Regions from separate parts of the Homo sapiens genome. Here region 1 is linked to region 2. Evidence: chromatin loops called from intact Hi-C (ENCODE). Cell type or tissue: sigmoid colon. All regions are shown on one strand. Links, peaks and the distances in the headings refer to the core of each region. The heading gives the core; the rest is flanking DNA. Region 1 has its middle 26 kb from the start of MFSD6. Region 2 overlaps NEMP2 (nuclear envelope integral membrane protein 2).

Region 1 (16,582 bases), core at 4,810-12,809, 130 kb before region 2:
GCAGGCAATTTATCTGATGGGAACAGGAGTTGGAGGTAGTGATGGAGGGGTGTTCTACAGAGGAGCCTCTTGGCCATGAAAGTCAAGTGTCTTTTGCATCAGTCTGTGTTTTACAGGAGGATGGATAGAGAGATTAGTCTGCCAGGTCACTTAGACACAGAGTAGTACAAAGAGAGCCTCAACTGCACATCAAGAAGAGCAGTCTTTGGGAATCCAAGTCAACATCCCTTCCTTTCTTGCTCTCACAACCTATATGCAATCACTCAGGAAACTCTCTGGTCTCCACTTTCAAAAATATATCCAGAATTCAGCTATTCCACATCACTGTCCTATACCCCACCCTGCTCCATGCCTTTTTATGCATCACCTGGATTATTGCAATAAACTTCTAACTTGCCTCCATACTGTTCATTCTCAAGACAGAAGCCAGAGTGATCTTTTTCAAACACAGATCAGATCATGTCCCTCTTCTGTTCAAAATTCTCCAAAGCACAATAAAATACCATCTTACACCAGTCAGAATGGCCATTATTAAAAAGTAAAAAAAACAAAAACTGATGTTGGCAAGGATGTGGAGAAAAAGAGATGCCTATACACTGATGATGGGAATATTAATTAGTACAACCTCCATGGAAAAGAGTATGGAGATTTCTCAAAAAACTAAAAGTAGAACTACCATTCGATCCAGCAATCCCACTATTGGGCTACCCAAAGGAAAAACAAAATAATCACCTCAAAAAGACATTTGCACTCATGTTTATCACAGCATTCTTCACAATATCAAGGTTAAGGACTCAACATAAGTGTCCACCGTCGGAGGAATAGATTTTTTAAAAATGCGGTATATACATATAGAATACTACTCAGCCATAAAAAAAAATCATGTTTCTTACAGCAACACGGATAGACCTGGAGGCCATTATCCTAAATGAAATGACTTAGAAACAGGAAGTCAAAACTGCAGGTTCTCACATAAAGGTGGGAGCTAAATAATGGGTACACATGGACACACAGTGGAATAATCAACATTGGAGACTTAAAAAGGTGGGAGTGTGAAAGGAGGTAAGGGATGAGATGCTACCTATGGAGTACAATGTGCACTGTTTGGGTAATGGGTACATTAAAAGCCCAGACTTCATTGCACAATGTATTTAAATAACACAACTGCACTTACGCCCCTAAACCTATAAAAAGAAATAAATTTAAAAAGGAAAGGCAAAAAATGCTTCCAAATGTTTCCTCGGCTCTCTTAGGGAAAAAGCCAAAGTCCTCATATAGCCTATAAGGCCCACATTCCACCCTTCCTTCTCATCTTCTCTTACTCTCTGCTATGGTCTAAATATCTGTATCCCTCCCCTACCAAATTCATATGTTGAAATCCTAACCCCCAGGGTGATGGTATTAGGAGACAGGGCCTTTGGGAGGTGATCCAGTCATGAAGGTGGAACCCTTATGACTGGGATTAGTGCCCTTATAAAAGGGGCCTGGGAGAGAGCCCTTGACCCTTTCACCACGTCAGGGCCAGCAAGAGGTGCAGTCTGTAATCCAGAAAGCAGGCCCTTACCAGACACTGAATCTGCTTAGATCTGGGACTTCCCACCCTTCAGAACTGTGAGAAATAAATTTCTGTTGTTCAAAAGCCACTCAGTTCATGACATTTTGTTATAGCAGCCCAATAGGCTAAGATTGTTCACATTGTTACAGCCACACTGCCTTTCTTGCTGTGCCCTGAACTTGCCAAGCATGCTTCCTCTGCCTCAGGACCTTTGCACTTGCTGTTCTAACTGGAAACCTTTCTCCAGATATCAGCACATTTCCCTCCCTCATCTCCATCAAAACTTTGCTCAAATGTCACTGTATCAGTATGATCTTCACTTATTGCCACCCACCTTTCCCCACCCCATCCTGCACATCCCATCTCCTTCCCTGTTTTGCCCTCCATAGTACCCATGGCCTCCTTATAGAAGTTAATTTGTCTTGTTAGTCTCTCCCTCTAGAATGTTGGCTTCAAAAAGGCAGGGATTTTCATATATTATGTATCTCCATTGCCTAGGCACATTGTCAGTGTTAAATAAGTGGGGACAGAAGGAATTAGGCTCAGAAGCTGAACAAGAAGTAATATGCAGTATCAACTACATCTTTACTTCTACCCATTATTTCCAAAACACTTCAGAAACCTTTGCTATAATGCTGAGAATTAGTCCTACAGTTGGTCAGTTAAATTCTCAATGTCAAACAACCACTTTAATGTTGAAAGTAAGCCATGGACTTTTGTGACAGAACAAGCATTGGCATATTACCAAAGCTAATATTCAAGTCCTGGCTATCAGCCCTATAAAGAGGTAAGAGGGGAAAGTAATGGTTAAGTCACTTTTCTTCCACTCTCATGGAACAGAGAAAGAATGAGAGCTTACAATAACTAGAATACAAGGAAACTGGCTATTTCTCCCTATAGCAAAAGCTCAGTCCTTCCAGCTGGATTTGAGAATGGGTTGCCTGAGACGCAATGTTTAAATTCACCCACGTTGGGTCAAGTATTTCTAAAAGCAGGAAGCTCTATGTCAAGATGGCTTATCACCCTCAATCTTTCAAACAAGCTCAAACTATGACCATAGTAAATTAGTAGGACAGGTGTTGGGACAAACTCATCATGTGGTTAAATAACCGTATCAAGGTAGGCAAAATAATGAAAAGACAGAGTTCATACATTATTTCCCTTAGGATATAGGCAGGAGTGTCATTAAACTCGGAAATTTGTAGCTGTTTCTTTTTCCACCAAGACAGATTTTTAAAAATCAATTTATCACACTAATATACCATGAGGTAGGCCATGCATGTGGCAGTTTAGTGCTATGGTTCTTTAAATTCTAATGATTATGATCTGATTATGCAGATTATCCTGAGAATCATTATCTAATCTACAGGTAATCTAGATTTACACTGCCCAAATGGTAGCCACTAGCCTCAGGTGGCTATTGTGCACTTGAAATGTGGCTAGTCTGAATTGAGATGTGCTGTGAACATGCACATTGGATTTTATTTTAAAATAATGTTTAAATTTTATTTAAAAATAAGAACATCATAATTCTTTATATTGGTTCTAATGTGAAATGGTATTTTGGGTATGTAGGGTTAAATCAAATATATTGCCACAATTAGTTCTACTTGTTTCTTTGTGCTTTTGTGAATATAGCTACAAGAAAATTTAAAATTGCATGTGTGGCTTGCATTATATTTCTATACAGCACTGATTTAAACCCTCAATTTTTGTCTGTTAGTGCCTGACTCATGTCCATTTTACTTTTTTTTTTTTTGGTTCTTTCAATAAACCACCCAGCTAAAGAAAAGTATAAAACCCAAATCATTCAGATTTGCTTATCTTTAAGCATCTTTGATAATTTTTTTTTACTTAAAAACATATTTTGTAGAGACAGGGTCTTACTGTGTAGCCCAGGTTGTTCTGAAATTCTTGGGCTCAAGTGATTCTTCCATCTTGGTCTCCCAAAATGCTGGGATTACAGGCATAAACTACCACTCCCAGCCAGGTTTTTCACTTAAAAAAATTGTGGTAACATATACATAACCTAAAATGTACCATTTTAACCCTAAGTGTACAGTTTAGTAACATTAAGTGCATTCACATTCTTGTACAACCAGTGACATCATTCATCTCCAGAACTTCTTCATCTGCCGAACTCCATACCGATTACATAACTCCCTATTTCCCCCATCCCCCCACCAGGCACTGGCAACCGCCATTCTACTTTCTGTCTCTATGAATTTGACTATTCTAGGTACCTCAGATAAATGGAATCATACATTTGTAGGGTTTTGTTTTGTTTTGTTTTGTTTTGTTTGTTTGTTTGTTTGTTTGTTTGAGACGGAGTCTCGCTCTGTCGCCCAGGCTGGAGCGCAGTGACGCGATCTTGGCTCACTGCAAGCTCCGCCTCCCGGGTTCACGCCATTCTCCTGTCTCAGCCTCCGGAGTAGCTGGGACTACAGGCGCTGCCACCACGCCCGGCTAATTTTTTGTATTTTTAGTAGAGACGGGGTTTCACCTGTGTTAGCCAGGATGGTCTCCATCTCCTGACCTCGTGATCCGCCCGCCTCTGCCTCCTAGAGTGTTGGGATTACAGGCGTGAGCCACCGCGCCCAGCCTTTAATACATTTTCTACACTTCCTTTTGCCTGTTACTCCGCCAGCCATCTGCTTCTACTTAGCATCATCTCTGACTCAGCCCAACTGTTCCTAAGGACTGGGTCCTACACTCAGTAGAGTCTGAAGATCATTGTACTGGGTATCAGTTGCCAATCTTTTGCTGTGGCTCCTGACCCCTTTTGTAACAGGCTCCTGGCATGAGATTGTGAAGTGCCAAGGCATGAGTATTTTCGTAAAGGGTTTTCTGCTGTGTTAAAATGATTGGAGTATGAAAAACAAACTATTGAACCTCAATGAACACAGGTCCCTAAGGGAGCCCTGTGTTCGGAGGAAGTCCAGCAAGAATAAGTCTGCAGTAATACTCTGTATCAGTAACCAATAGGCTTATCTAGGAGAGGCAGAAATGACAAAATAACAATGGCCTAAGTAAGATAGAAGTGATTTCTCCCTCGCTTAAGGGAAATGGAGTGGTAAGTGCGTCCAGAGCTGAAAGGCGGCTCTATCCTAAAGTCCTCAGGAACTCACGCTCCTTCCATCTCACTGCTCTCCCATCTCCAGACTGTGACAACAGGATCTGCATTTTGGGCAGCAAGATAGAGGGAAAGACAAAGAACAAGAAAAGGGTGAATGATTTTTCATTCCTTTGGCCAGAACCTTGTCACATGAGTACACGCGGCTACAAGGGAAGCTTCCATTCTCAGAAGCCATGTACGCAGCCAAAAACTAGGAGTTTTAGCACCCAGGAAACAGGCATTTGAGGACAACTAGCAATCTCTATCACTCACCACAACTGAGCTGTCCCAGCTTTTACCCTCTGATTACATCCCTTGGACTTATCACTGAGGTCTCATGACATTCATAGCCCGATAATTTAAACTCTTACCCACATTGACTTATCTACTTATGATGCATTTATCCACTTCATCTCCCAAAGAATTAAAAGTGCCCTAAATATGTGCATTCATCAAGATGATAAGGAAAAGGAACTTCCTAGCAACAAAAGCATAATGGAAATAAAAGAGAAATGCAAGTACAGTTATTCCTCTCATGAGACCTATGAGAAATCGCTGAGAATCTTGACCCTGGCAACTCGCCTGGACGCCTGCTGACCCCTCCTCTCCAACCACACCTTCTGCCTCTGTGTGTTGAGTGCTCAGAATGCAGACGAGCTTATGTCACATCTCTACTGTGTACATACACTCTGCTGAGCCATTCCACTTAAGGAGTCTGTACACTCAGCGCAGGCCACAAACTGGGCATGACTCCTGGCCTCATATTCACAGCCCGGAGTATGCTGTTATTTTCATCAGCCTTTAAACACCCCTACTGTACCAAAAACAGCACTGCCCATCCCATGGCAGAAAAGATAAAATACGGAGGCACACATTTGCTGTTTGCCCAAATGGGAAAGAAACAAACAAACATTTTCTACATTTTTCTTCCTATTTCCAAGTTTTCTTCTTTATGTTTTTCTTTAAGTGCTAAATGCAAAAAGAGAGCATAAACAGTAAGTTGTTACCTTTACCATTCATGCTGAGCAGCTCTAATTGTACCTGGGTTGGCAGGTAGGTTGAAAAACATGTTTCTAAAGCAAACTTAAGTAACTGCAAATGTCCTCCTAAAATGCCAGGGAACTCAAAGCCTGGGTATGCATGCAAATAGACCTTTGAAACTGGTCTGATGGAGCGGCTGTTTTGATCATGGACACCTTTAAAAAAGGTTTTTTGTTTGTTTGTTTGTTTGTTTTTTTCAGATGGAGTTTCGCTCTTGTTGCCCAGGCTGGAGTGCAATGCCATGATCTTGGCTCACTGCAACCTCTGCCTCCTGGGTTCAAGTGATTCTCCTGACTCAGCCTCCAGAGTAGCTGGGATTACAGGCATGCGCCACCACACTTGGCTAATTTTTGTATTTTTAGTAGAGACAGGGTTTCACCATGTTGGTCAGGCTGGTCTTGAACTTCTGATCTCAGGTGATCCACCCGCCTCAGCCTCCCAAAGTGTTGGGATTACAGGCATGGGCCAACGCGCCCAGCCAAAACAGGTTTTATGTATTTATTATTTCTATCTGATACTCAAGGCTAGCCCAAGTTCTGGCTCTAACAAAATGCCTATAATTCTAAATATGATTTTTCTTTTCTAGCCTGTATTTTCAAAGTTCCTCATCTTAAAGGAGCCTTGAACATGTAGGATTAAGAGCTTTCTCCCTTTACCCATTTGCAAAAAGCAAACCAGTCCTGGGCTGGCTATATGGTCTTATGACCTGTGCCGGCTCACAAAGCTCCACCCTCAAAAATGTGCCATGCTTGGTTCTGCTATTGCCATGTTGAAGTTCTTAAAAATTTTACCTTCAAATTCATAAGTTTTGTAAGTGAATGGAGGGGCAATGGAGCATGTGCATGAATGGAGGTGTTACGTAGCTCTGAAAATATTCCAAACACTTTCTGCGTTAAGTGACAGATGTTTTGCTGTGATAAGAACATGGAGCATAGTCCCCTTCCCTGTCAGAATGTTACATCACACTTTTCCAGACCACATATGTGAGTTATTGGCCTCAACGACTAGACTCCAAAACACATATAAACCCAAGATTTTGGCAGACAGATTGAGAGCTCAGGCTGCAACAGGGCTAATCTCTGTCAGCCTTTGAGCTAGCTTTCAAAGCCTCGCCAGCCCACACAGCACTGGCACCACTTGCTAGTGTCCAGGGATCTTACAAGTTGTCTCGGATCTCCCTCACATCCACAGAGGCCTACTTCCATTCTAAGCAACTAAACTGTAATCACTGGACTTGAAATGAAATTATAACTAATTATGTGGATAATGTACCTCATCTGCGGAGTATAATCTCTGCGAGATTTGTTCTTGTTATTTCCCCCCTCTTTGAGCATTAAAAAAAAGAATCTCTTTGTATGGCAATAAACCATGTGATTCCTGAAATCATACTTTGATCATCTTCTTATTGTAGCCATACCAAATAGGAGGAGAAATGTACAAAATGTGTGTGCTTCGTCCCCTTGCAGTTCTGGTCACATAGGGTTCACAGCACCTGTGAGCACAGAATTCTTGTGGACCTATGTTGTATGGGGGTTCAATGAGACTCAAAGCAAGTGCATGGTAAGTGCATTACATTGCTGATGACTGAGCAAGTGGGGGCACTGACAGTTCCCAGAACCAGAACCTGCTTCCAAAGCAAAAACAAGGCAATGGCATTCTAAGAAACAGGAAAACTAAGGAAACCTCCCATGTCCTTTCTTATTTGTGCTATTTTCCTATATTAGCCAATCACATAGGCTGAAATGATGGCACAAAAGGAAAGGTAAAGATAGGACCACACATAGTTCCTTTCCTTTTCAGTTCCTTGCCAGTAAGCTGAAGGTAGGGAGGGCTGGTAGAATGCCGGGGTATCAAGAAGTGAAATAAAAAGAGTTGAGTTAGTTTCCTGCAATGTTTTCACTGTTATGGTAAGAACAATATATATATTCATGTGTGAACTGTGAAAAATGATTTATGTAATTTTGGTGATACCACATATGAGTTAAATACTCTCCAATCTGCATTTAAAACTGGCATTGGGCTGGGCACGGTGGCTCATACCTGTAACCCCAGCACTTTGGGAGGGCGAGGCGGGTGGATCACTTGCAGTCAGGAGTTGGAGACCAGCCTGGTCAACATGGCAAAACCCATCTTTACTAAAAATACAAAATTAGCTGGGCGTGATGGTATATGCCGGTAGTCCCAGCTATTCAGAAGTTTGAAGTGGGAGGATCACTTGAGCCTGGGAGGCAGAGGTTGCAGTGAGTCAACATGGCACCACTGCACTCCAGCCTGGGCGACAGAGCAAGAAGAGAGAGAGAAAAAAAGAAAAATTGGCATTGCATGAGGTAAACATGAATATTAAAGTTCAGACTAATCATTAAAATTGTTATTTTTCTTTATCTATAATGATATCAAACAGCAACAAACAAACACAAAACAACAAAACTCCCAAAACCCAAAAACCATGTCAAGTTGAGAGAGACCATGGAAGAGAGTAAAACTCTTTTTCCTTTATGTGCCTGTAAGGATACTTTTCTCCCTACTTTTTGAACAAGGAGCCCCACATTTTCATTTTATACTAGGTCTCACAAATTATGTAGCCAGCCCCAAATAAGTCCCAGTTCTACTTCTGAATTTACTGTCTTTTGTTCTATCTAAATTTTTGTCATATTTGCTAGTGAGGCCCAAACACAGCCCACTTGCAAGCTAGGCTTGCCCCATCTGAAGGCTCTTTCCAGTTATTTGAAAGCTGAGTTAATAAGGGAACCAGGATGTGCATTAGTACATTTCTCATCTTGTAAGTAAGCAAGTACATTCAGCACATTCTAACACTTGCTGTAAACCTATCAACACTCTCCACCAGGTGTCTCTAGCAGATTTGTGCAGGTGCAGATGCAACATTAAAGGCAAATTGTGGCAAACATCTTGTCTTGGCTAACTTCTTCAATGGGTCACTTTTTAACTGCATCATGTTTTTTTGTTTTTGTTTTTGAGACAGTCTGGCTTTGTCGTCCAGGCTGGAATGCAGTGGCAGGATCCCTGCTCACTGCAATCTCTGCCTCCTGGGTTCAAGTGGTTCTCCTCTGCCTCAGCCTCCCAAGTAGCTAGGACTATAGCCAAGAGCTACCACGCCCGGCTAATTTTTTGTATTTTTAGTAGAGATTGGGTTTCACCAAGTTGACCAGGCTGGTCTGGAACTCCTGAGTTCAGGCAGTCCACCCACGTAGGCTTCCCAAAGTGCAAGGATTATAGGTGTGAGACCGCGCCCGGCATTTTTTTTTTCTTCTTTTTTTTTTTGAGACAGAGTCTCACTCTGTCACCCAGGCTGGAGTGCAGTGGTGTGATCTGGGCTCACTGCAACCTCCACCTCCCAGGTTCAAGTGATTCTCTGCCTCAGCCTCCCGAGTAGCTGGGACTACAGGCACGTGCCACCATGCCCGGCTAATTTTTTGTGTATTTTTAGTAGAGAAGAGGTTTCACCATGTTGGCCAGGATGGTCTCGATCTCTTGACCTTGTGATCTGCCTGCCTCGGCCTCCCAAAATGATGGGACTACACAGGTGTAAGCCACCACGCCCGACCCTTTTTTTTTTTTTTGAGACAAAGTCTTGGTCTGTTGCCCCCGCTAGAGTGCAGTGGTGTGATCTCTGTTGGCTCACTGCAACTGCCACCTCCCAGGTTCAAGTGATTCTCTGCCTCAGCCTCCCGAGTAGCTGGGACTACAGGCACGTGCCACCATGCCCGGCTAATTTTTTGTGTATTTTTAGTAGAGAAGAGGTTTCACCATGTTGGCCAGGATGGTCTCGATCTCTTGACCTTGTGATCTGCCTGCCTCGGCCTCCCAAAATGATGGGACTACACAGGTGTAAGCCACCACGCCCGACCCTTTTTTTTTTTTTTTTGAGACAAAGTCTTGGTCTGTTGCCCACGCTAGAGTGCAGTGGTGTGATCTCTGTTGGCTCACTGCAACTGCCACCTCCCAGGTTCAAGAGACTCTCCTGCTTCAGCCTCCCGTGTAGCTGGAATTACAGGTGCCCACCACCACATCCGGTTAATTTTTGTATTTTTAGTAGAGACGGGGTTTCACCATGTTGGCAAGGCTGGTCTCGAACTCCTGATCTCAAGTGACCCACCCACTTTGGCCTCCCAAAGTGCTGGGATTACAGGCATGAGCCACGGCGCCCAGCTTGCATCATTTTAAATAAACCATCTTCCTTAACCAATTCGTTCCCTTTATTGTGTTTTAAATTGTCATTAAATAATCCTTAAAAAACTGGAAAAATATGGAGAAGTAAAAAGGAGGAGAAAAATCCAACATTCAAGCATAGCTACTGAGAACATTTTAGCCAATGTTCCTAGAATTGTTTTTCTTCTATGAGTAAAAGAATAAAGATTCAAACCACAGAATGGCAGAAGATATTTGTAATACATATCTGATGAAGGACTTGTGTCTAGAAGAATAATTAAATCAATTCAAAAGTTTACAAGAAATAAAGAGCCAATGAACATGCTTGATAATGTACATACTTGAACAATTCTCTGTTTCATTAAGATAAATGTTTTTATTTGTGTTTTTGTTTTTTGAGATGGAGTCTTGCTCTGTCGCCCAGGCTGGAGTGCAGTGGCACAATCTTGGCTCACTGCAACCTCCGACTCCAGGGTTCAGGCGATTCTCCTGCCTCAGCCTCCCAAGTAGCTGCAATTACAGGTGACTGCCACCATGCCCAGCTAATTTTTGTATTTTTAGTAGAGACGAGGTTTCACTGTGTTGGCCAGTCTGGTCTGAAACTCTTGACCTCAGGTGATATGCCTGCCTTGGCCTTCCAAAGTGCTGGGATTACAGGCATGAGCCACTGTGCCTGGCCAAGATAAATGTTTAGAGGTAAAACTGCTAGATCAAATATGTACATTTTAAATGTGGGTACCTATTGACAAAGGGCCCTCTAGAAAAGGTACACCAATTAACCCTTCATCAGTCGGGTGTGGTGACTCATGCTTGTAATCTCAGCACTTTGGGAGGCTGAGGCAAGAGGATCACTTGAACCCAGGAGTTACCAGCCTGGACAACATAGCAGCAAAACAAAACAACCTCTCATCAACAGAGGATGAGAATGCTCGTTACTTATATCCTTGCCAACACTAGATGATATCAGTCTTTCAAAATCTAATACGTAAAAAAGGTAAATCAGGTTGTTTTAATACTCTATTGCTTTCTTTAGAACTAATCATATGCTGATGAGATTAGTTGGCCAATTGTATGTAATTAGTGAAGGCCACTGTGTTACTTGACTTGTATGATTTTATGATGCAAAGTAGAAAAAAGTTTAAATAGTTGTATTTTACAGTCAGTGAGAAACATTATAGAGAAGTGTGAACTCAATAGAAGTTTGAACTTCAAGAAGCTTTCGAAGGATTTGAGCTGTCCAGCCACACAATGAGCCACATTCTAACTGCTGTTAATCCTACAGATATTAGACACATTTAAGTAAAATCTAGATGACCTTTTTTTCTGGGATTCCAGCCGTGATATCTAGTATTCATGATGAATCAGATACCCTATATTAAATTTTTTAAGTATAAAATTATTTTTGAGACAGTGTCTTGCTCTGTCACCCAGGCTGGAGAACAGTGATGTAATCATTGTAGCCTCAAGCAATCCTCCCACCTCAGCATCCCAAGTACCTGGGACTACAGGTGCATGCCACCACACCTCACTAATTTTTAAATATTTTTTGTAGAGATGAGGTTTCGCCGTGTTGGCCAGGCGGGTCTTGAACTCCTTGGCTCAAGCAATCCGCCTGCTTCGGCCTCCCAAAGTGCTGGGATTACAGGCATGAGCTTCCACTCCCAGCTGTAAAATTCAAATATGTATACTTTTATTTTATTTTATTTTATTTTATTTTATTTTATTTTATTTTATTTTATTTTATTTTATTTTATTTTATTTTATTTTATTTTTTGAGACAGTGTCTCGCTCTGTTGCCCAGGCTGGAGTGCAGTGGCGTGACCTCGGCTCACTGCAACCTCTGCCTCCTGGGTTCAAGCGATTCTCATGCCTCAGCCTCCTGAGTAGCTGGGATTACAGGTACACATTAACATGCCTGGCTAATTTTTATATTTTGTAGTAGAGATAGTGTTTCGCCATGTTGGCCAGGCTGGTGTTGAACCCCTTACTTCAGGTGATCCACCTACCTCAGCCACCCAAAGTGCTGGGATTACAGGCGTGAGTCACTATGCCAGGCCTAATATGTATACTTAAAAATATATACATTCTTTATGCATTTTCACCTAAAGATACCATCTATTTCTGCAGCTTCAACTATGACTATATATTTGATCCCCAAATTTATAAAAGGAAGAAAGGAAGGAAGGCATAAATTGGAATAGGAAAAAGCCCTAATCTCTCTTTTCAACTCCAAACCCACATTTCCAACTGCCCACTGGCCATTTCCACCTCCATGTCTTGCCAGTCCATGGAACACAACAGGTCCCAAAGTAATCATCTTCCCTCTCCCCCTCACCCTGGCTCCCAGTTAGACTCCAGTATTATGGTTTTCTGATCATAGATCTCCCCTTTATATTCTTCCCTGAGGAAAAATTCTGAAGTTCTGTTCTCATGTAGGGGCTTTCTCCCTGCTCTCTCCCCATTTCCTGACTTTCAACATTTTTTCTTCATTTCAACTTCCACATCACCACTTTGGCAAGACCTCTTCTTGCCTCTGACCCATGCTAGTACACTGCTACAGTCTGAATGTATGCGTCCCTCCAAAATTCATATGTTGGAACTTAAACCCCAAAGTGACAATATTAAGAGGCAGGGTTTTTAAGAGGTTTTAAGGAGTTATGATAGCTCTGCCCTCATGAGTGGGATTAGTGCCCTCAGAAAAGGAGTCAAGGAGCCAGGTGCGGTGGCTCATGCCTGTAATCCCAGCACTTTCGGAGGCCAAAGCGGGTGGATCATTTGAGGTCAGGAGTTCGAGACTAGCTTGGCCAACCTGGTGAGACCCTGTCTCTATTAAAATACAAAAATTAGCCAGGTGTGGTGGCACGCACCTGTAATCCCAGCTATTCGGGAGGCTGAGGTAGGAGAATCGCTTGAACCCGGGAGGCAGAGGTTGCAGTGAGCCACGATCTCACCACTGCACTCCAGCCTAGGTGACACAGTGAGATTCCATCTCAAAAAAAAAAAGTCAAGGGCTCAAGGAAACCAGGTAGGCCCTTTTTGCCTTTTTGCCCTTCTATCTTCCTCCATGTGAGGATGCAGCAACAAAGCACCATCTTGGAAACAGAGCACCACCCTCACCAGACACCAAATCTACTGGTGCCTTGATCTTGAAATTCTCAGCTTCCAAAACTGTGAGAAATAAATTTTCTTTTTTGCAAATTACCTGGTGTTAGGTATTTTGTTATAGCAGCAGAAACATACTAAGACACACACACCCACTGCCAGCAGGGCTTTGAGCATCGGCAGTCGTTTAAGGAAGCCTACATTAGGGGTTCTGCTGCCGTGGATGATATATGGCTGTAGGTGGGGCACAACTCTCTGTGTTACAGTCTCTTCATTAGTAAGATAGTCACAAGAGGCCCTTCCAATGCCAACATTGTAGAACTGATTCTTAGGCCCTTGTTTCCCTAATAACTCTGGTGACTTTCTGCTAGCTCCTAGGCTTTAGCTTGGCATTCAAGGCCTTCTTCCTGCTCGACCCCATCCCCCACAAAAAAGGATTTGAAAGAATAACAGGTAGGCAGTGAAACTGCAGGCAGAGCACCAAGCTCCTGCTCTACATTCCCCTTTTCTCTGAGATCTGAAGCCCTTCGATGTTGGCTGCTCAAAGTCCCTAAACTCCAATTTCTGTCTCACCAGGCCAGTGAGGCAGCTGCAAGCAGGAGTTCTCTTTCTCTGTCTCTAAGTCCCTCAATATGAATTTGCAAATGTCTTGGGCTAGGTAAAGATTTTTTAAGCAAAATACTGAGCACTAATCATAATGAAGAAACAGGAAATAACCTTGATGATCATCGATAGAAGAATGGTTGAAATAAAATGTCTAAATATAATGCTATATTATACAGCCAATAAGAAAGAGGAGTTAGATCTAGATGCATTGGGATGAAAAGATATACATGGTATACTGTGTTGCTAAGTGAAAAAAGCAATTTATAGAAGAGTGATCCAGTTTGTAAATTTAAAAAATATTTTTAAAAATCTAAGTATATACAACAAACTACTCACAGTAATTATGCCAAAGGGAGGGCCTACAAAAGTATCTTCATTTTCTCTATTATGGTTGTTGTTTGTTTGCAATAAGCAAGAATTACTTTTATAACTAGGGAAAACAGTGATATAAAAGTTGATACAACATTTCATTTAGAAAAAAGTAACATTTGGGCTACAAGTTATATATATTCTCTGGAATATAAACTTGATGAGAGTAGAGACCTTGTCTGTTTTATATATGGCTGTGTTCCCAGCACTTAGAACAGTGTAAATCACAAAGTAGATACTTGGTAAATATTAGTTGAATTAATAATTGAGTGAATGAATATGACCAGAATTATTTGACGTGAATGTTAAGACACTGGAGAGAGTTTCCTATATCTAGTTATCTTCAAAGGAGTATTACATGTGGTATTATGCAAGAATATTTTAAGGGGGATTACTTGAATACTGATATGTACTTTCCCCCAAATAAACATTCCTGGAATATGCTTTATTTTTATTTTTATTTATTTATTTTTTTGAGATGGAGTCTCACCCTGTTGCCCAGGCTGGAGTGCAGTGGCGTGATCTCAGCTCACTGCAACCTCCGCCTCCCTAGTTCAAGCAATTCTCCTGCCTCAGCCTCCCGAGTAGCTGGGATTACAGGCATGCACCACCATGCCTGGCTAATTTTTTTTTTGTATTTTTAGTAGAGACGGGGTTTCACCATATTGGCCAGGCTGGTCTCGAACTCCTGACCTTGTGATCCACCTGCCTCAGCCTCCCAAAGTGCTGGAATTACAGGCATGAGCCACCACTCCCGGCCTGGAATATGCTTTAAACATATTTATTTATCTATTTATTTCTCTGCTGAAACTGCAATTTCCTTAATATCATGGCGTATTCTTTCTGTGCTCTGTATCACCCCATTTCAATAAGGACTGTACCAGAACTTTGGGTGCCTAATAATTAACTGAATAATTGCTCAATTATTGATATTTCATTACTTATTTATTATCAATGATAAAAAATGATGCCTTGGGGCCAGGTACAGTGGCTCATGCCTGTAATCCCAGCATTTTGGGAAGCCAGGCGGGAAGAATGCTTGATTGAGCCCAGGAGTTCAAGACCAGTCTGGGCAACATAGGGAGTCCCCGTCTCTACAAAAAATAAAAATAAAAAAATTAGCCAGGCATGGTGGCATGCAGCTGCGGTTGCAGCACTCAGGAGGCTGAGGTAAAGAAATCACTTGAGCCTGAGAGGTCGAGGCTGTAGTTAGCAGTGGCCGTGATCATGCCATCGCACTCTAGGCTGGGTGACAGAGCAAGACCCTGTCTCAAAAAAATAAAAATAAATTTTGAAAAAAATGTGTTGGTATTTAAGGATGGAAACTTTATTTCTATTTGATTTTGGCAACATTAAACTTAGTAGAGTGTCAACTTTCAATCAAGCTGAGTGAGGATGGAATATGGTTCCTTTTACATTCTCTATGTGCCATATCATAATATTTTTAATATAGGATACACAGAAAAATGTTGCTATTAACAGTCAAATTTTCAACAATAGCAACAACACAAAACTTATGTTTACCACTCAGGGCTTTTTGCTTTGAAGGGAAACTTTATTTACTGCAAAATATTTTAAAACCAAGAAGATGAAAACACTTGATTTATACAGATTATGGAGAATAGTAAAATTTTTAGCTGAAGAGACCTTTCAGATACCAATTCCCAGCTTATTTATTTTATATTACAGCCTCTCAGACCTAGAAAAGTTGAGTAATCTGTGCACAGTGAGGGGACTCAGTGCCCTCAGACTAATGGTCTCACCATGAACAGTTGTTATATTTTTAATAATAAATGTTATTTGATTTTAAGTAATCAAAGCATTTTTAATTGTTTCAGGCTTTTATGTTGATATATATTTTAAAATATCATGCAGTAAAAACATCCAAATTCTATTTGCTATTTGTACAAGTCAGTGAGTATACAAATATCTGTTTCCTTATTGTTAAATCTGCAATTATTAAGATATTGTTTTACCTACACAGCTCCTCCTGAATTATATAAGTCTACTATCATATAGCAAAATATCTAGTTTGAAGAAGGATCATTTAAGTTTAAAGTAACTCAGTAAATTCCCAGACAACCAAATGGTAAGATGAATCAAGCCATAGCTTATGGCATATAGAACATTGTTCTATGTGATTTCCTGAATGGAAAAGAAACCAGTGTATTATGCTGAATCGATAGGAAATGGTGACACTCTGGATATCACAGCAATAGGTTCTCCAGAAAGAAATAATAATAAATACATTTTAGTTTATTGCCAATATAACACTTTGAGAGGGATACAGAAAAACTAGAAAATATCTAGAGAAAGTGACCAGATAGTGAAGATTTTCTTGTTATTCCAAATGGTGTCATTTCTCCCCATCCCACACCTACAGTGTTTGTTTTAAAATAATATTTAGGAAATACTGAATTCTATATATTAATCTTGTGCCTTGCTATGTTATAGAAATCTATTAATTTTAATAATTTTTCAGTTTGGTTCTCCTGAATGTTCTAGATATATAATCAAATAGCACAAATAATTTTGTTTCTTCCTTTCCAACATGTATAATCCATATTTTATTTTCTTTGCATTGGCTAGAAGTTCTGGAAGAATGTGGAAGATGAGTTTAAGTAGGT
Region 2 (12,416 bases), core at 2,190-10,189:
AAAAGTTGGCAGGACCTGCATAAAGGAAGGCGTGGTCTTTGTCAACAGACCTGGTATCTCATCCCATTAACAAGGCTAGCCCCACTGGGGTGGGGGGTGGCATCTGCATCAAACTCTTTGGCCTCATGACATTAACCATGTGAATTATATAACAAGCTCCCTTTGTTTTGTTTCAGTTCACCAAGTAGCCACCTTATTATAATTTGACCCCTTGTAAATCTGTCTTCTGAGAGAGAATCTGCTGGTCATATCAAGTCAAGTGTTTTTATCCTTATGCTAGTTATATTTTTGGTTGTGAATCACTACCTGTACCAACTATATGAATTGACTAACAAGAGACAGGTCTTATGGTGCAATAACAAAAAGCAGGGTTCTAAGTCAATAAGGCTAACAGTCACACCCAAATAGTTCACTCTTCAATGTCATGCCACCCAGCAGGCTCTCTCAGAAGGCAGCTTGCTCCTGTTGTCACCTAAAAGTACCTCTCTGTCTTCCTGCAGGTGTCTTCAAACTTCCACATCCATTATGTTGTCTATCTTGCTTTCAGTTGGACAAGAAAAGCTAATTTATAAAATTGTACATCTCTCACTCTGGGAAACAATCACACATAGCATAATGTAAGAGAGCATTTCTTTAGTTGACATCATTTCAGGATCTTAATTCCTCCACATATTTAGATATTTTTATGTAATCCATCATCTATTCCAAACCCTCTTAAAATCTAAATATATGAAATTTCCAGATTTTTTTAAAAAGTCATAAATTGAAATATTGTCCTTCATGTCAGATGGACATTCCCCTGTAATTCAGCCCTAGGTATTACTGGCAAACCATACAACTAATTCACAAAGCATTTTTTGTGATATGTAAAATGTGTTTTAAAACCTTTTAAAAATAACACTTGAATGATACGATTGTTTAAGCATAGCCACCTACACTATATCTCACCCACACATCTGGTGTCAAAGAGTTCAACTTGCTAACAACAGTAAGCTTTTGTAGGCACCAAGCATAAGCAGTAAAATAACAAAGGGATCTGTTAGGCTCCATAATTATACACCTATGGTGTGTGAGGCACAAAGCCAACTTCCAACCACCTGTGAAGGGCAGAGCCATTTTATTGAGTGGTCGTTTAAACTGTTCAAAGGCCTTTAAAAAGGGAGGAGGAGAGGAGACAGGAGGTGAGGGAGAAAGAGAAGGGAAGGGAGGAAAGAAAGGAGGGAAACATTTCTTGGAAGAGTTATCTGTACATTGCTTGATGGGGATTAGAATTGTGATCAGTACTATAATACACCCCCAAATCAAATGAAAACAACATAAATACACTAAAAATATCACAAGTAATGCTTCTAATTGTTTAGCTTCTCACAGTAGTCACAAAGCAGAAACTGACAAACCTATGATTTCCTCTAAAAATAAACATGGAAAACAATATCCTCAAGGACTGCTGTTGTTCTTCTCTCTTTGGCTGTTTTTACTGTGATGGTTACACCTGGCTAGCTGCCCATGAAGAGCTGCTTCCTTCCCTCAGCAGTACCTCTTCCCCCTGGCCCAGCGGCTGTCCTGGCTGGGATGTACCTGGCAGCCCCAGCAGATTGTTCATGTGTTATTTACTCATACGCATACGTTGTAGCACACAAACTGCTTCTTAGGAGACGAACTTGGTGAGCACAGGCACTGATACATCTGATACATTTATATCACCAATAAATATAATTTAAAAAAACAGATTAAACCATAAGAAAAATATTCAAACTTCTATTTACTCATAAAATAGTTACCATAAATCTGAATGGAAAATATATCCTTTGGTTTTTTAAAAATCCAAGTCTATATAAAGGCAGATTAACTTTAGTGGATATTACAAAAAAAAAAGTTCCCAGTATGAAAAGATGTCTGGCAAAAACAGACCTGTAAATACTTCAAAGAGGAACTATCATTTGAAAATCAATCTAGGAAGTTCCAGATGGATAGTCATGCTCTTTTTTCATGATTTAGAAAAACTACTTAATTTGGCTCAGGAAAGCAGCAGTGCCAAAATTCTGTCTATCCTTCGCCCATAACCTTTGTCCTGATAAAAAGATTATTTTTATGATCCCATCACAGGAAAAAAAGCCTGATTTTGATTCTCAGAATCAACTTAGCAACATCTTAACCCTGAGATTGTCTTGCCATGTTCAAATCTTTCCTCAGATCTATGTTTTGGCCTTCTTTCCTCAGGGTCAAAGCTCATAGCCCCTCATTTCAATCTGGAGTTTAATATCATGAATCAAGAAAAAAAATCATTTTATAAGAAATTGTTACAAACACCTATAGCTAAACAATTTTTTAAATGGATCAGTCAATTCAAAATATCACAAGAGCTTAAGTGCCTTCAATTTCAAAATACAAAAAAAGTAATCATAGTATCTAATCCTTACGTATGTATATAAAAATCTTACGTATGTATAAAAAACTTTAAAATGTCTTCAGAAACATTTCCCTTTATCACAGTTAAATAGCAAGTTGGCCATTATTGAAAAATAAAAAGTAAAGCCACCAACATTGTGAGGCCCATGGCTGTAGGGAGATGGCTCCTAAGCTTGCACCTGAAGATCTTGTCTACCTGAGTCAAAGGATACATCAGGGCTGGATTTCTACCAGTGCTGCATCTCAGTGTGGTCTTGCACAAGTTATTTAACCTCTCATGAGCTCAGTTCCACCACCATTAGCATTTTCCAAACGTGTTCCAAGGAATATTAATCTCATGAAAAAGAGTTCTGTGGTCAAATTAAGCAAGAAACTGCAGCACACAATTTCTCCCCTTTGGGAGATTCACAGTGCACACGAGCATTATGAATGCCTCTGAGAGATACTGAAATACATTAGTTTAACTTTATATCAATCTTAGTTGACCTCAGAATACCTTTATTGACCAACACTTGGTAGTAGCCTGTGAGCTGTACTTTGGAAAACACTGGTCCAGCATGTCTCAGGTCTCTTTAAGGACTTATACTGACGAACTATAGGAAGAGTATTGCAGAGTCTTCTGACACAGGTTCAGGGGATTAAGACCAGATTTAGTGCCCTGGTGTCGACAAAGCACCTGTTCATGCTTACTAGCCCCTTAAGAACAACGCCATTCCCCTGTTCCTAATGAAAGCCTTCATTCAAGGTAAGTGGTAGTGGCTGTCACAGAATTTTGGTATCCACCTACAGTACAATAAGTAGCAGAAGTCACCAAGAATGCTAAGTTATCTTCAAAATGGGTTGGTTTCCCTTTCCAGACTGACTTGTTTTTCTCCACAGCAAATGTTTTTGCCACCGTTCACTAGAACAGTTCTGCCTAACTTTAATAGAATCCCTGCCCTTTGCCCACTTCCTTGTCCAGAATGAAGTCAACTTGAAGGTCGCATGTCAGGCAGTACTCGGGTTAAAGAGCTGCTCTTCCAAGAAGGCACCCCCAAGGCCATACTGCTCTTCATGCAGACTGATTTCTTCAGGTGACAAGTGGCTTCCTCCAAGAACAAAGTCTGCAAATCTAACAAGTTTTTTGTTTTAAATAAAGTTAATGTTATCTCAGGAAGGTTTATTTGAAAGATAACATGTTCCCTTGCTATTTATCCCCTTTAATTAAATTTGACTTTGCATCAATACAGGGTGGCATTTACACAGTGGGTGTAAAAATGGGAATGGCTTATGTGATCCCTCTAAAAACAGCTATTCATGGAAAGGGCAGAGAATTAGGGCAGATATATAAGCACTAAGTAAGCCAAATGTACTCACTCCTGTTTTCTAATTCCTTCTTGTCTCTATTTTTTATTAGTTTGAATTTATTATTATTCATTATTTTGTTTCAAATACTTCCCCCTTCCATCTTTAATTTGAGGGCACTGTTATTTGGATAAAGTTATGAGGAAGAGAAAGCAATAAGGAAAAATTTTGGGACAGACGTCTTTCTTAGTGAACTTTAAAAATGATTTTCCAGCTGGGTGCGGTGGCTCATGCCTGTAATCCCAGCACTTTGGGAGGCCAAGGCAGGCAGATCACGAGGTCAGGAGTTAGAGACCAGCCTGACCAACATGGTGAAACCCCATCTCTACTGAAAATACAAAAATTAGCCGGGCATGGTGGCGCCCGCGCCTTGTAATCCCAGCTACTCAAGTGGCTGAGGCAGGAGAATTGCTTGAACCTGGCAGGCGGAGGTTGCAATGAGCTGAGATTGCACCATTGCACTCCAGCCTGGGTGACAGAGCAAGACTCCATCTAAAACAAAACAAAACAAAAAAGATTTTCCCCACCAATAGGGTGAGAAGCAGGTCACACATCCTATTCCACCTTCCCTTCGCATAGGGAAGTTATCTTTATAGCCTTCCCTATAAAACATCAGATAAATATTTATTCTGACATCAGCAGTTCTACTGTGCAAAGTCACAGTACTGAGAAAAGGGACCTCTGACAACTTCCACATCATCTGTTATCCAGGGAAACAGTCTATTTCTACCCTGAAGTGCCTGTACCAAACCATCATATTATTTTTTAAATCATTCTGAACTAAACTATGGTCCGAGCAGCAGAGCGGGACTTACTTGCTAGGAGTGTGGAGTCTGGAGACGACCAGCCATGAGGGAAAGTCGGGTTTTCGGCAGGCCCGGCGTAGCTCCTCCAGAGCACTGTTCGTTTCAGCATCAGCTTGCTCCCTGTACTCGTCTTCCGTAAGATATTTCACCACCAGCTCTTTTGATGTAAACCACTGCTCCATTTTCCTAAAACATGGCATGTGGTTGCAGGATTACTTCCTAATTCAATCCTTAAGATTTACAAAAATAGGCCAGGCTCGGTGGCTCACGCCTGTAATCCAGCATTTTGGGAGGCCTGGGGAGGCGGATCACGAGGTCAGGAGATTGAGACGGTCCTGGCTAACAAGGTGAAACACTGTCTCTACTAAAAATATAAAAAATTAGCTGAGCATGGTGGTGGTCGCCTGTAGTCCCAGCTACTTGGGAGGCTGAGGCAGGAGAATGGCGTGAACCTGGGAGGCAGAGGTTGCAGTAAGCCGAGATCGCGCCACTGCACTCCAGCCTGGGCGACAGAGGGAGACTCCGTCTCAAAAAAAAAAAAAAAAGATTTACAAAAATACATTTCTTAGATGGTAACAGTAATAATACTTCTTAACTTCCTCTATATCATATCTATACTTTTTTATTGCTGTTATCATGACTGAGGTATAGAGAACATGTAGTTTGGGCCTAATAGTGTATTTCCCCATTTCCTGGACTATCATAAATAATGTCCTAAGGTATTTGAGAATCAATTTCTGATACAGATGTTAATTGTATTTTTCTTCCTCGGTGATTTCTAATCACAGAGGCAATTAAAAGCTTGTTTTGTTTTGTTTTTTTATGCTTGGCCTGTTGATTTTCTTGGGCACTAATAGAAGCAAGCTTTTGAGATGTCCTTTTATGCAGACCCTCTAGAACACTGACCATTTACTCTCCACACCAAGAACCTGGGAGGATTTGTGGGATATCACTTCCACCTAGTGGTGGTGATTCTAATCCTAGAGAGAAAGAGCAAATATTGTACAAAATTTATAGTAATTTTTCCTGTATTACATGACGAGTGGATCATGATTAGAACTTTCTTTTTCCAACCAAGAAAATCCTAAATCTCATAAAATGTAGGAATCTAAAAATTTAGGAATCTAAGACTCTCATAAAAATAGTAACAATAATAAGGTTTTTAAAACATTTGTTTTATTTATTTTTTAAATTAAATTTAATTTTTTTTTTTTTTTTTTTGAGCCAGAGTCTCGCTCTGTTGCCCAGGCTGGAGTGCCGTGGCACAATCTCAGCTCACTGCAATGTCCACCTCTGGGATTCAAGCAATTCTCCTGCCTCACCCTCCTGAGTAGCTGGGATTACAGACGCACGCCACCACGCCCGGCTAATTTGTGTATTTTTTAGTAGAGATGGGGTTTCACCATGTTGGTCAGGCTGGTCTCAAACTCTTGACCTCATGATCCATCCACCTCAGCCTCCCAAACTGCTGGGATTACAGGCATGAGCCACTGCGCCCGGCCTAAAACATTTGTTTTATTTATAATGAGTTTTTAAAAATATTTTGAGGTGGTTTTAAATTTAACCAGAGATTTTGAAATATAAATGAGCATCAGAATTATTAGGATATATTTATATAATATATATTTAAGTATATATATATTTTTTCTTGAGGGTTAGGATTGATAAATCTATTATCTTTTAAAGATCTTATAGTTGATGAGCTAGATCAAGGAAACAGTGATATAATCTCCTTCTGCTTTTCTGAATACCTGTGCATGGTTTCCCTGAAGGAAAAACCCTGGATGCTAAGCCAGAAGACCTGGACATAGTCCTGGCTTTGAGATTTATTCACTATATGAACTTGGGGAATTCCTTAACAGTTCAGAGCCTCACTTTGCTCATATGAAAAAAATTAAAATGAAAGCAATAATATCTCCCTCATCTACTTCATAGGTCACTGTACAGGTTAAATGAGATATTTTGTGTAGGGTTCTTAGCACTGTAAGTGGCCTATAGTAGGTGTTCAATAAGGATAATCAAAAGAGTAGTTACCATATACTATTAAAATATAAGTAAACAGCTCTTTGCAACTAGAAAGTACTATACAAAATAAAGGTATTATTTCTCTGGTGTGTTATTTAACCTATAAGTTCCTGTTTCATCCCCTAATTCTTTATATAATTATTCACTAGCAAAATTTTAAGTTGAGGAAGTTATAGTACATTTTGATTATTATAGAACACAGCTAGTGCACAAAAGAACCATTGTGCAGAACACACTCTGCTCTTGGCAGGGAGCTGGATGGTTAAAGGGAAGGAAGAAGGAACTCTATCCTGAGTTCCTCAGGCCACAAGCCTGGCAAAGGGCCAGGGACCTGGAAGATGTTGGGGGACCAGCCTCACTGACAAAAGACCTCTGGTGTTCCGAGTCACTGTTTGCCTCGGGCAGATGGGGCAAAGAGAGACCCAGTCAGCATCAACCCTCCAACCCTGCCCTGCTGCCTTTCAGCCCCGCCAGCATCTTCTGTGCGGGCTCCCTGTCCTGTCAATGGTGCAATTTTAACCCTGTGATATTGCCACACACACACACAGTCACCAGTTCCATAAACTACCAGTCACCATAGTGTCCTTCCTCACAGCCAATTTTACCTCTTGAACATTTATTCACTCCCTCTTCTAGCCTTGGTCTCATGGTCCTACCCTAGGCCCTCATCAGCTCTCGCCTGGACCACTGTGATGTCTGATAACTGTTCTCCTGCCACAGGGGCCTCCCCTTTATATCCACCTGCTGTGCCAGAAGACAGATGGGCCACATCCCACCAGCCAATGAGTATTTATGGTCTCTGGTGTGATTTTTGTTTGTTCAATGTATTTTTATTTTTAATTATTTTTACTTTTAAATGCCAACATTTAAAAATCCTGAGATTTCACATTCTAATCGTAATTCCCATTTCCAATTTTTCTAGAAAACCAGCAGATCTGGCAATACAGGACTCATATTCCCACACATGAGCAATCAGCTCAAGCTGAGTGGTAACAGCCCCGTTTTCAATGAGGTTGCTTTGTAGAGTTTCCCACAGTCCTCCTGGTTACTGCTGCCTTACCCCTGCTCAGCATCACTCACCATAGTATCTGCCTGGGTCCTAAGCAACTGGTTTGATAACTGCTGTAGAGGCAGCAGTCAGAGTGGACCAACTAAAATGTCTCATGGTTAAACCCCACTGTGTACAGGACTGGACTAGATTGCTTAGCATGGCTGCCATGCATCTGGCCCATGCCCACCTTGCTTGCTGCACTGACAGCACTGCCTATCTCCTGATGGTACCAAACTGGGCTTTCTCTCCATCAGGAAAGCCCTCCGCATTTATTCGTCTGGTTATTTTTATTCATTCTTTAAGATTCAGCGTAGTAATATCTCTCCAGGAAAGCTCTCCTGGCTTTCTCTATATACCCTTAGTTCCTGGGCAAGTCTCCATTTTAATACTTAAAAGAGATAGAAATGTATGCCTATGTCTAGCAAGTATACCTCAAGGGCAAGAACCATCTCCATCTGTGCACCTGACATGAAAACAGCTGCTCAGACTCAATGACTGAGGAGAAACATAACAAAGCTGTCACAATAGAGGTTACTTCATTTTTCTTTTTATACTCCAAAGGCCATAAGCCTTAACTAAAAACCTAAGAGAAAAGAAAGTCCTAAATACAAATAATACCTTTCAGTCATTTATGATTCATTTCTGTTTCCTAATTCGTATCTCATAAGCACAGCTGATACCACTAAAGCAGTCTTTGACTCTAATTAAAGAAAATGTTGAATAAAAGAAGATATTTTAGGTAACCCAGAGTCCAAGTACTTCTGCCATTGACTCTAGTGAATTCTGAGTGAGCTCTAATTACCTGGTAATTGGTGGTACAGCTCTCAACGATTAATGAAGACTAGCCATGAAGATGGGATCAGATGCTTGGAGCTCTCTACCCCTACACCCCCAATCTTGCTCAGAATGAAATCTCCAGATCAAATGTAATTATGAGATTAACATGATGTGTGCAAACACTCTCCCAAATAATAAAACTAGAGCTCAAAATGTCAAATTTGCTGGGGGAAAAAAATGATACATACCACCTCATATAACTGCATGCTCTCAGTGGGTAGTGCAGACTCCAGGAGGACATGAGGAGGATTATGGCTGCATAGGCAAACTGAGGCACGGCCACACCAGCATAGACCAGAACCAGGGAGAGGAGTCGCAGCATCCACATCAGAAGACTTCTGCTCCTGTCGTCTGCAAGGGGCCCATGCTTGTAACAAACAACAAAGCTGAAAAATCCAACTATCAAGACATAGCCTGGAAAAGTGGAAGAGGTAAAATAATATAAATTTGAATTTGAGACATTATGTGAAAAACCTGGCAGAGCCTTGACTTAAAGGTAAAAACTATTAGAGAACCTTAATTTTTGTGTTTTTTACCCCATAAAGTAAGGTTGAAAAATGCACATAGGGTGTTATTCCTTCCATATGAGATACTAGGCTGACTTTCGCAATAATTTGGGATGTACACTCATTATTATGATGATACATAAGTATGTCTGTGTTTTAGTCCAGCACCCTGGCTGGACTAAAATGTTATCATGGTTACTTTGGTCAGGAAGAAGTCACAGTTGTATGTCACCATTGGCTACAAACCCTATTTTTTATTTTTACCTTCTTGTCATGAAAGGAAAAGGTAATTTTACAGTGGAGGGAGTCACCCTCTGAATCCAATGTTCAGTCTCATCATTACGATGGTGAGACTATAAGCTATTCTGTGTCTCTGGGTATGATCCAAGGTGAAGTGCCCATCACCTCTTAGGTATTCTATCTTAAGTGTTTAATTTATATCTAACCAAGCCTTGAAGTCTAATTTCCAGTTTACAGAAAATACGCAGAAGAGAAGAATATGTTAAATTCTATCATAAAGGGGTCATCAGATAAATCTAGAAGGTGGAGATTCTACAGGACAAGCTTGGTTTCTTTAGCATATCACTATGATGAAAAAAGAACTGCTACGGATTAAAAGCAATTTACAGGACAAAACAGATACTAAATGTGGTTCTGGACCATATCCTAGTTTATATAAGCCATCAAGAATGGGAAATTTTTTCATGGCCTGGGTAATAGATGATTTTATGTAATTATTTTTCAGATAATAATTAACTGATTATATAGGAAAAGCCTCTTGTTTTTCAGAGAGGAATAGTGCAGTATTCAGGGGAGCATACCATGGTATCTGTAATTTAAAAGTAGCACAAAAAGAAGAACGAGCTAAAAATATACAATTTTCAAGTAAAACAACTTAATTGCTTTTGTTTTGAGGGAAGTGAACTTATGTGAGAAATTTGGTGCTAAAGGTTAGGAGAAAATTGATTCTCTCATTGTCCATTATTTTCTAGTTAAAATAAACAATAAAAACATTTATTTTGTAATGTAAAACAAGGAAAATAAATGGTTTCTTAGCCTCTGTGTTTCTGAAAAGGCAAGTTTTCATTAGTAATTTATAGTTAGGATTTCTCACCTTTCCTAATGAATACTTACGGGAAAGAAAGAAACAGCCACTTTTCAGAGAAGCTTTTACATTACCAGTTAGATGTGGTTAGAGCTTAACCACAATTCAGAAGCATGTGCATTCAAAAGGGACAAACACTTTTTTTTCCTCTTTTGATCATTACTACAGAAAACTAAGAAACATGTCATAGGGAAATCATCTAAAATGAGATCTAAATGAACTGAAATCAACAACAATGGGAATAAGATAAACAAAATATTATTTTTAGTAGCACCTTTCGTTAGTTCAAAATGAAAATTTAGATGTTGGAGAGAAACATCTATCAAAAGAAGGCCTCTAGTTGTACATCTCAGTTTTACCAATCACAGAGCATATTGTTTTTCTATTTACCTACCTAATACATATATCCTGTTTTCATACCACAGCCACTTCAGATCTTCCATCAACTGGCATACAATATAAACTGAGGCAAACCAACAACCAACCATTAGAGCCCAAAAGGTGCTATACTGTGTGTGGAAGAAAATAAATGACACATTTTTTGGTTCATTCACTCTCATAAAAATAAAAGCAAACAAATAAACCTTTTGTATTAGAAACTCCTACATCAAACTGATTTGAAGTCAATTTAAGAAACTCCCTAGGGTCTTAAGGTGTGGTCCACAAATCAGCAACACCGACATCACATGGAGCTTGCTGGGATGGCAGAGTCCTAGGCCCCACTGCAGACTGCTAAATCAGAACCTGCATTTCAACAAGATTCCCATCTAGCTTGCATGTACACTGAAGTTGGAGTTATAAGCACTGTTATAAAGAGTAAATTTATCTTAAAATAATGCTGCTGTTGCAAACTTTAATCAGTGTAACTGCAACACTACCAACATGAATTATTTATCCTCAACTAAGTTCAGTGTGTTATTTTATTGAAGGTGTAGCCGGGCACGGTGGCTCACGCCTGTATTTGCAGCTCTTTGGGAGGCCAAGGCAGGCAGATCGCTGGAGCTCAGGAGTTCAAGACCAGCCTGGGCAACATGGTGAAATCCTGTCTCTACAAAAAATACAAAAATTAGCTGGGCATGGTGGTGTGTGCCTGTAGTCCCAGCTACTGGGCAGGCTGAGGCGGGAGGATCACTTGAACCCAGGAGGCAGAGGTTGCAGTGAGCCAAGATCATGTCACTAAATTCCAGCCTGGGCAACAGAGCAAGACTGTGTCTCAAAAAAAAAAAAAAAAAAAAAGAAGGTGGGTTGGGGAACTAATAATAATAAAGAAATTCCCAGATGTAGCAGTGCTGTTATTCAAGGCCCCAATGGTTCAGCATCATGAGATTCCCAGCTCTATAAAGATAATAGAAATTTTCACTCAATATAGAAATAGCTTCCTATCACTCAAGAAAAACACATTACCGAGAAAGCAAAGGGGTCTCAAAAAAAGTATCATGAAAACTTAATACTCAGCTAAGCCTACATATAGTAATAAATAAAATCAGGAACTCCAGAAAAAGATACATTTTAGAGCCAGTTTACATAATGAAGAAACATAATTTAAATTAGAACCTATCATAATGTGAATTAATTTTGATTAATTTTTCATGTCTGTAAGATCATGATTTCCATTTTTTACTCATTTTCACATAGTATGCCTACCTTCGGAATGAATCTTTTCACCAACAGCAAGACAAAGACTAATGTCATTAGAACACCTAGCACAGTTCCCGAGGAGTAATAGAAAGTAGGGCTTCTGTCAAGATAAGCAGATAAAAGCTATTTAAATGCCAAAAAGCACTTTGAGTATGAAAAACATGTTTAACCTGGCAACATCAGTCATAAATAACACTAAGAACAGAAAACTCAGATGGCAGCTCTCATTACATCCTATACTCTTAAAAAACAAAATGGGTACTTGAAATTTATGGTAAGTTGCTTGCCACTAACTCAAAACAGAATGTCTGAAGTATTTTTCATATTCAGGATCTGATCAGACAATAATTACTGAACACCTATCATGTAGCAGGCACTTTTCTAGGTTTTAGAAAGGAGAAAATTAAGGCACCAAAAAGTTAAAAAATCTTCCCTAAGTCAGTATCTGCTCAGTGGAGGATTTGGGATTACAGCCCAGCTCGTCAGAGTCCAGGCTTTATTCTTCATGCTATGTATGCATCATCTGGTTTCTAAAGTTCATGGATGACATTAAACACACTTGGTAATACTATAAGGAAAAGCTTCAAAATGAACAATGTTAAGAATAGCTGACGAGTGTTGGGTACTAACCTAGAATCTACAAGCTAAGAAGTAAAATATTGAAAAAAAGATTTCTTTCTCATGAGAGAATTCCA

The links. A loop is a pair of places that touch in the nucleus more often than their neighbours do. Peaks named below come from ENCODE experiments on the same cell type or tissue, not always from the same donor. Only the 100,000 strongest peaks of a DNase experiment are listed, where the experiment ranks them.
Region 1: a loop joins it to region 2, with 7 times the contacts of the local background. A loop is called at or near these places in 69 of 110 quality-filtered maps.

The regions. Positions count from the first base shown.
Region 1 is chr2:190,374,501-190,391,082 of GRCh38, forward strand. No RefSeq gene overlaps it. Among named protein-coding and RNA genes, the nearest start is that of MFSD6, 26 kb to the right of the region's middle. In sigmoid colon, for the core only: a CTCF peak has its summit at 8,560 (motif pointing right); no DNase peak of the experiment used is centred there.
Region 2 is chr2:190,505,793-190,518,208 of GRCh38, forward strand. It overlaps NEMP2 (nuclear envelope integral membrane protein 2), which reads right to left. Exons shown (of 9, transcript NM_001142645.2): 5 at 11,728-11,821; 6 at 10,478-10,592; 7 at 8,661-8,886; 8 at 4,569-4,745; 9 at 1-3,520. The coding sequence ends at 3,397. Among named protein-coding and RNA genes, the nearest start is that of NEMP2, 23 kb to the right of the region's middle. In sigmoid colon, for the core only: CTCF peaks have their summits at 5,527 (motif pointing left) and 5,733; no DNase peak of the experiment used is centred there; H3K27ac peaks cover 1,133 bases.